Regions from separate parts of the Homo sapiens genome. Here region 2 is linked to region 1. The links are chromatin contacts, found by Hi-C or POLR2A ChIA-PET in ENCODE. All regions are on one chromosome and are shown on one strand. The core of a region is the stretch at or near the end of the contact, and the rest is flanking DNA. Distances in the headings are between cores, read along the strand shown.

What was found. A loop is a pair of places that touch in the nucleus more often than their neighbours do. ChIA-PET counts read pairs that join two places held with the same protein, here RNA polymerase II (POLR2A).
Region 2: a map of PC-9 shows a loop between it and region 1 (4-fold over the local background). The contact joins two enhancer-like sites. A Hi-C loop is called at or near these places in 3 of 168 maps with a recorded cell type or tissue (PC-9, ascending aorta and endothelial cell of umbilical vein). POLR2A ChIA-PET finds 5 or more read pairs at or near these places in 2 of 52 experiments (HEK293 and OCI-LY7).

Annotation. Positions count from the first base shown.
Region 1 is chr15:36,426,359-36,430,750 of GRCh38, reverse strand. No RefSeq gene overlaps it. Among named protein-coding and RNA genes, the nearest start is that of CDIN1, 150 kb to the left of the region's middle. RefSeq lists an enhancer at 1,705-2,904. Within about 2 kb of position 2,495, at least 6 of the 41 ENCODE cell types and tissues checked have a DNase peak (open chromatin) inside an H3K27ac peak, as active enhancers do; they include PC-9, where a contact is called at or near this core.
Region 2 is chr15:36,390,963-36,395,610 of GRCh38, reverse strand. No RefSeq gene overlaps it. Among named protein-coding and RNA genes, the nearest start is that of CDIN1, 190 kb to the left of the region's middle. Within about 2 kb of position 2,815, at least 2 of the 41 ENCODE cell types and tissues checked have a DNase peak (open chromatin) inside an H3K27ac peak, as active enhancers do; they include PC-9, where a contact is called at or near this core.

The sequences.
Region 1 (4,392 bases), core at 1,246-3,745:
CTTGTATGTGAGCATGTATTACAATCTTTATAAATTTAGACAGAATTGATAACAATACTTGAAAATAAGACATCATGGAAACTCATGCTCAAATGACTTCAGGTTGTGTGAATGAACCTTTTGCCAGTGAAAGAACAAGGAGGATGTGATATCTCTCTTCTATTCACAAAGCCTAAGGGGAAAAAACCCTGAAATATCAGAAACATATGGTTTTAAAGTTCTGTGTCTCAGCCTGCAACATTGATGGGATTTTATGTAAAGAGATAAAAATCTGTGCATGGACTGTCACAAGCTGTTTGGGTGAACGGAGTCACTGCTGCTAAACCACTGTTGATATTCTTAAATGGGTTGCAATGAGAACCACCTGTAAGCCAGACAGGTTTGGAAGTAGTGAAAATCATCAAGGGATACAGGTCAAAATAATGTAAATAAGATGAGTAAAGAAAGGTTGAACAGCATCAATGAGTCAAATGGCAAAAAACCCGTCAAGAACAAAAAATACAGAAACAAGTGTGACTTCTGTCAGAAGCATGGCAGAAGTGTGTTTCAGAAGGATGAGAATAGAATTTATTCATTGGTAGTCTGGAAAATTGCAATTCCTGGATCCATTCACTTTTCATATTATTTGCTCTAATTATGGTAGGCATAAAGTGGATCAGGAGACTACACAGCTTTGGAAAACATATACAGTATTGAGTAATAGAGTAACCAGATTTTGAGGTGAGCATCTTCTTAGGAGTATGCTTGTCAGTGTCCATGACTCTCTTGCAGAGCACGATAAACTGAGGGGAAGATAAAAATTTATCAACATTTTCTACTTTCCTAAGTGAATTCCCATACCTTATCTCATTTGAACCTCATGAGGCAGGCAGGGTAGAGGAATGTCTGACTATCCAACAGCCTTCATGAAATATTTTGTTCTAGATGAATTTGATGAGACATAATGACAATAAAGATAAGTAGAGATAAATTCAGTTGAATTGAATCTACTTCTTCTGAGCATTTGGTTCTCAACGATTCCTGTCTCATTCTTGTCAGACTCAAATTAATAACTTTGCTAGATATTTATTACATAGTTAAAGCACCCTGGATGTTTATGTGTCTGTATGTTGGCATGTCTTTGGATCTGAGTTTTGAAAGATTAAAGTTCCAGCCTTTGGAATTTGGATATATGTTAATTAAAACAAAGCAAAATAAGCAAAGGAAAGCTTGGACTTTGATATTCAAAGACTTGATTCACTTTCCTACTTCTGGCCAATTTTTAAATCAACATTCTACTATATATCAGGCACTGGGTATGTCACCTAATTTGTGTGAACTTCAGTTTCTGGATCAGAAAGTTGAAATAAAGAGCATATCTGTTACTCAAAGTTGCTGCTATGAGGAAGAGATGTAACAATGTTTGAGAAAAGCATATTGTGATCTGTAAATTGTTATTACTCTTGTAATTATTAGTGTCAGGTGGACAGAAAGAATGAGAAAGACAATTTAGCTTGGGAGACTAGCATGAATTAAAGGCATGGAAATATAATGACATACAGAATGTTCGAGAATGACCAAAAGGCAGGTATGACTGGGATGTAAGGGTATAGAAGGAAGTTCTTCAGTGGAGCAGCAAAGTGCTTTATGGAGAGCCTGAATGCTGGGTTACAGAGTTTGCGCTTTATTCTAGGTCCAACAGGGAGTCCTTGAGGATTTTGAATGAGTACTACATCTTCTAGAAAAATTATCTCACATGCTAGAAAAGTGTCCATCCATACATTATCAATGAGGAGACCACAGAATAGTTTTATCCTTAAGCACTGAACAACATTTCTCTTTTGTTCTCCTTTTTCTCCTTGCCTGGCCGACATCATTCTTTGACTACCTTCAATAGTTTTCAGCCTTTGATGTACATTAGTAATTCCTGGCCTTTGCTCCAGCCTATTGAATTCACATCTGGGTGGTAGGGCCCAGGCCCTGCATTTGAAAAGTCAGTACAGGGGATTCTGATGTCAAGACAAAATTGAGAGCCATCTTTTGAACTTGTTCTGTACCTATTATCTCCCTGTGATATACAGAGGAGGCTCTTTAAACTGCAAGAAATATCCATACATTACAGTGGTCTATGATGAACATATAAGGGATATAAGAAAGAGAGAAAGCTCAACCACTTGGCCATGACTCAGGGAAACTGAAAAGAGCAGGCAGGGGCACTATGTCTTATGGGACAAGCAGAAACCACAGTATGCTTGAGTGTCCAGATAACTGGATCACAGTTCAGAGATAGGAAGATGACTCAGGATTCAGTAATGTGGGTGTCATCAACTGAGGTCCAGGGGTCCCTTCCCATTTTCTGCAGGGAATATGACTCAGCTACTTTCCCAGTCCCTGCTGGTTTCTCTGTGTGAATATTCACTCTAGCTCCTATTGCCTGGCAGACTTACTCATTATATCCTCAATGGAAATTCCAGAGAGGGACAACTGGATTAGTCCAGTGACTCATGGAGGAGCATCTGCTTTTGATGAAGTGCTTTCTCTTCAGTCGGGCCAATCACGATTGGGAGGCAGCGTCTTGAACGGTGGAATATGAGTAAGAACTTCTACAGAAGAGGCCAGGGCTTCCCAGAAGGGGGCTATTCAGTAACAGTAATTATCAGCAACCTCTATTTAGCACTTGAGCACATATCTAAATATTTTACATATGTGAAAATTCATTTAATTTTCATAACATGCATAATTTAATTGTTTTCATTTATTTGACAAATATATACAGCGTTGCTCTGTAGCAGGCACTGGTCTTAGTACCTTACAGATGTTGACTCCGTTGATAAAAACTTACGAGGTAACTACTATTGTTTTTTTCATTTTACAGACAAAGACAGTCACAGAGTTAACATGTTTTCTGAGGTCATACCACTAAAAGTGGAAAAACAATTATTTGAACCCAGGCACTCTGGCACATGCTTTATGAGATTCATTTCTTTGCACCCTCAGGTAACCCAAGGTGCTAAAAATCTACTTGTTCCTATTATGTATTCCAGGAGATATGTAAGGCTGACACACAGACTGGCGTGAGGAGGGCAGTTAGCCTGGTGCTTAGCTCTGAATGATCTCAGAGATCAGAATCTTTTCTTTTGAAGTTCTATGTATCTGGTACCCAATAAATGCTCAATAAATATCTATTGAATAACTATGGAATAAATGAATGAATAAATAGAATAAATACATAAGAAAATGAGATTTAAAAAACGTGAGCAGTTGAAGTGGAGTTTGAAGAAAGAAATTTTTGGTTGAGTGAAAAATCACATTTGATCATTTGAGAATGATAGTATTAAGAAAGAATGGTACGACTTGACTTCACCTCTTAACCTCCAGAGACTCCACTGAGAGCTAACCTAAATGTTTGAAAGATTTTTCTTCCTAGTCTTCTTAGCTTGTAAAATTTGAGCAATTAGACATGCCAATATTTAGGAAATAGTTGCTACTTTTCTAGCAAGACACTATGAGAATCAGTCATCATTTAGTATTTTGTTGTAAGTCTTGAGCTATAGTAAAAAAAATGTAAGTAGAAAAAGTTAAGTAAAATCGTATTGACTTAATATGTACATTAGGCATATTGGCATTTGAATGGGTTTAAATTTATTCATGCATTTTTAAAGGGAAAAATAGTGATTAAAAGGAAAACTCAGAGACTTTTTTGGGAACATAGTCTTTAAAAAAATTATAAAGAAAACATATTTTTACTTAATCAGCAGGACAAGTATAAGCTCATCAATAAAAATGGGGAGCACAAAATAAAGGCAAAGCAAGGCTGACGACAGCCTGGCTCTATTGTCTAACTGTGGAAGAAGCAGGAAAATAACAGCTGCAGACATGCAATAAACAAGCACAAGGGACTAAGTTGGAGCTTGATGCCAAATTAAACCTGTGCGTGAACCTTATTTGTTTCGTTGCAGTTAAGGAAAGACACTACCATTCAAATAGACAAGCTACATAAGACAGACTACGTATACACTGGAATCAGAGTCTCCAATCAGAAAGGGATTTTGTGTCTCTTTTCCTGTTAAGAACCTGGTTTAGACAGCTCTGCTACCTATAAACATTTGCTCTAATCAATTAGAGAAGGAGAGCCTAAGAAATGGTCATGCAAAATATTCGGACAATGTCACATGATGCCTGAAGACTGCTCTCATTTTAACTGGGATAAAGAGGACATTTCTCCATTCAAGAGCTGCTTCTGATTGTTCTATGTTTCTGATGCATTTTTACTAACGCAATACATAGGGTAATAAGATACTCATGTTACAGACACATTATGTAATAGTCTGTATCGTTTATATCCTTATTTGTTTTCAGGAAAATCAAGTTTTATTTTTACTTCTGTGAAACAATGTCATTTCAACTTATTTA
Region 2 (4,648 bases), core at 1,566-4,065, 35 kb after region 1:
AAGGATCCCTTTTTTTTTCTCCAAAGTATTGAAGTTAAATGATTTTAAGACTAGATTTAAAAAAATCTCGTTAAGCTCTCATTTAAATGTGGGGGTGTCATAAATAATACAAAGCATCAGAAAATATATCACACTAAGACAATCTTTAAAGAGCTGAATGTATTAGAGGTTGTACTCCAAAAATAAGAGAAATACATAGAGAAGGTAGTAATAAAGTAAATGGAAAGTGAGGGTGTAACTTACTAAGTGTTAGTTGTATTTTTTAAAAAGGCATGAAAAATAAAACAAGCAAAAATAAGAACTGGACAATACAAAATTAAAAATTCAGACATGATGACCTGGGTGGGGCTAAAGGAAGAGCTGAAGTACACGTCCTGCTTTACTGAGGAGAGGTAAGGATACAGATACAGTTAAGAAATTATTAGAGAAAGATAAACATAATGTGAATGAGTAATGACCAGAAGAATAAAAAGTGAATGCATGATTTTAAGGTTAGAAGAAAATTCATACTAATCAAGAGAAAAGGGAAAAGAAGAAAAATAAATAAATAATAATTAAAAAGATGAGGAAAGATTTAACAGAAAATGGACACAATTCACTAATCAAACATAGAAAGAAATTCAATTGGCATCACAAAGAGAGAGACAGCTGATGTTAATAGAGCTGTACGTAACTGTTACTGATATTCATCCTTTCAAGGACAAAAATCTAATTTCGTCACAAAGCATACCCTCTACGAAGAAAAATATAACTTAAACACCCTTAAATAATATTTGTGTTGGATATGAAATCTATAGCAATAATGAAATAGCCACAAACAAGCTGCCCTTTGTCAGGGTATACTCTCACGCTCCATGCCAGGCTGCCTTCCTTGAGAATCTCCCCCTTGCTTAGGCTCTAAAACCTTGTTCTAGGCTGTCCAGGTGTGTGCAGAAGTTTAAAGCTGGATTCATATCTTATGCCATGTGTGCCGGTAGATACCAAATGAATTAAAGACCTAAATGTGAATGGTACAACCATAACACAAAGAATAAAATGTAGGAGACTATCTTAGTGATCTAGAGATTAACAAAAACAACTTCTCATGCAAGATTCAAAAATAAGAAGCCATAGGTTAAAACAGAGAGAAAAATATGACAATATCAAAATAAAGGATTCCTACTGGATGAAAAAAAGCACCATAGTCACATACTGAGAAGAGATATTTGAAACGTCTAAAACTTACAAGGAATTCGTATCTAGAATAGAAAAGAAAACTGAAAATTCCCAAGAAAAAAGCATAAAATACGGAAGGAAAGTGTACAAAAGTTATACACAATTTCACAGAAAAACTCGAAATCGAATAGATGTTTGAAGAAATGATTAATAGCAATAGTTATCAGAGAAATGTTAATTAGGACAATAATGAGATGGACTTGGCCGGGTGCGGTGGCTCACGCCTGTAATCCCAGCACTTTGGGAGGCCAAGGCGGGCGGATCACGAGGTCAGGAGATCGAGACCATCCTGGCCAACATGGTGAAACCCCATCTCTACTAAAAATACAAAAAATTAGCCTGGCGTGGTGGTGGGCGGCTGTAGTCCCAGCTACTCGGGAGGCTGAGGCAGGAAAATGGCATGAACCCGGGAGGCGGAGTTTGCAGTGAGCCGAGATCGCGCCACTGTACTCCAGCCTGGGAGACAGTGAGACTCTGTCTCAAAAACAACAACAACAACAACAAATAATGAGATGGACTTAACACCCAACAACATGCATTCCATAAGGACAAATGGAATATCAGAAAAGTAAAGTGGCAAGTTTTAGTGAGTAGTGAGGAATTTTCATAGGGAAGTTTGGTACCATTTGTTAAGATTATGTCTACCTCTGCCCAACAATCAGTGAGTATCCTGGAGAAATTCTTCCCTTTCACTGCAGAGTGATATGTCAAAACAATTCTTCCGTCTTTGTTGATGGGGAATTGGGTTCATCAACAGAGAAATGGAAAAGTAAGATATGGTCTATTAATATATGTTATAAAGCAATATGTGCACAAAAAGCAACCAGCTGGATGTAGAAATAAAAATTTGGGTAGATTTTTAAGAACAGTGTTAATAGGACAAAAGTAAAAAGTGGAACGCAATTTATAGCATAATAGCTTTTGTGTCATGTAAACATATAAGCACAAAAAACTGTACTATGTATTTTACAAGGCTAGGTGCATATTTAAGGAAATATAGTAAACATGTTTAAGTGGGTGCATAGGAAGGCAGGGTAGTAGAAGCAGGAGCTGAACATAAAGAGGCAAATAAACAAGTGAGGGTCTTGGGCAGACTGGTGTCCCAAGCTGGCGGGGTGGCTGGAGTGGTGGGAGTGGATCTCAATTGCTGGCCCCTCTCCAGCTGGAGCAGCTCTCTTTCTTGTGCATTATGAGGGTCTTCTGAGCAAGATTTCATGAGAGAAAAATTCCCAGTGCTGAAAAGCAGTTTTAAAGACATTGACCTAGTGGATAAAGTATTGTGCATGAAAGCAGGTGCCTTAAATTCCACAACCTGCCCCAACACAATCCGTGTGCCTTAGGGTGAAACCCTGAAACCGTCTGTCTTTGTTTTCCTATCTGTAAACTGAGAACAAAACACCTCTGTTTTTCTTAATCTCTCAAGATTGTTATGATAAAAAAAAGAGTCTGATGACCCTTGAAATTATATCTAAAATCAATGAGTCATGTAAGACAATACCTGTTGCTGCTCTATATTAATGTGTAGAGTTGTTCCCACCCAGAAATTCTTCTGTCGCACTTGTGAGCAGTAAAAAAGTACATGGAAGCAGGCTTAGGAATATGTCTGTGGAAATCTCTGTACTCATCCCGCCCCAAGTGAGTAATGAGATGAGGTCCAGGCTAGTTTCCTTTAGGATGAAATAAATAGTATGATTTACAAAATGTCTTATGTGTGTTACCTCCCTTCTCTTTTTCTGATTTATCTCTTTAATTAATCCAATGATTCTCTAACTTTTTGGTCCCAGAGACATTTTATGCTCTTGAAAATTATTGAAAACCCCACAGAGCTTTAACTTATGTGGGTTATATCTATTGATATTTACTGCACTAAATATTAAAACTGTGAAATTAAAAATATTTATTAATTAATTCATTTTAAAATAATACTAACAAACTGATTTTAGTTAACATAAATATTTTCCCAAATAACTAAATATTCCAAAATAAATGTTTCCCAAAAACAAAAAAATTAGGATAGTCTTATTGTTTTTATAGTTTCGCAAAAATTTTTAAAGATTCTTTATAACTGCTTCCAGAGGAATATGTTTAGTAAAATGCTTAGACATCAAATATAGTCTCAGAACATTTTATAGCATGGAATATATAACTTCCACATTTAGAAAATAGCCTAACACCAAATCTTTGTCTTTCATTTGTTATTGAAGGAGTATTTTCTGTTTTAAGCTTGATGAAAGAATCCAGGAGATTTTGACTTCAACATATTTGTCTCACAAATGACTTTTATAAGGAACATTAAACCTGTCTAGAATAACATTAGGTTGAACTACATAAAATTAGTAATATCTGACTACTCTTTTGACCTTTAAAAATAAAATTTTATACAGTTTTTCCTAATATTAAGGATAGCAGAGCAAAACCATTTGTATTCTTTAAAGAAATCCTTATTAAGGAGAACTTTACTTTGTTTAAGGAAGAATTTAGGTTATACTTTAAGAAAAATAGTTTTGCCATATTGGAAGGGCTTTCTGAAAAAGCTTGGTTTGTGGATTGAGTCCTGACTAATGGTGGAAGATTCAAGATGTTCTAGAAGTTTACGATAAAGTTTATCAGTTCTCACCTTTTAAGTCTAGCTATAGTAGATAACGTTTCACTTGAGATAACTGCTTTTAATTTTTTTGAAATCAAAATACTTACCAGATATTAGGGACAGGGTTGATAATACAAATCTTAAAATTGTTTATTTTTATTATTGCTAAATAGTGTTAATAGAACTCACTAAAATGGTACCAGTATAGCAATAATGCTTTTCTTTGAATTAGAAGCTATATGTTTGTCTATTCAAAATGCTTATTGTGATATATAATAGCGATATAAATATACATCCATGTGTTGACACTTTTTACCTACAATGTATTTCTTTTTAAACCAAAGCCCATCCTATCATACCCAGGAGTTACAGAAAGATATTGCTCACCATCGGTGCTTCATATTATAAAATACAAACAAATCGTTACTGTGTTCTCATATTTCTAATGTACTCGTACATTAGAAAGCAGTCACTTTTTAATTTATAGGAATCTAAATTTTAATCATTATTTCTTTCCTTGAACTGTGTGCTAGTTATAAATTATTCTAAAGACAGTGTGAAGTGTCAACAAATCTTATAAGACAGTATACCTCATTTAGTGTCTTAAATCAACAGTATTTTGCACTGGGAGCAAGGAAACCAGGATTTTTAGCCAAAATAAGATATATGAAAATACAGAAAGACCTTTTTTGGCTTTGTCCCTTTTTTTCTGACATCATTGTATAGAAAATTCGAAGTTCTTTTGCCATCATCACTCAATTTTGTAGGTATCTGGGTCCATGGCTAGTTAAGATAAGACCTGCATTTATTGAGTACCTTATCAAAGAATGTTGGAAGCATCCTACC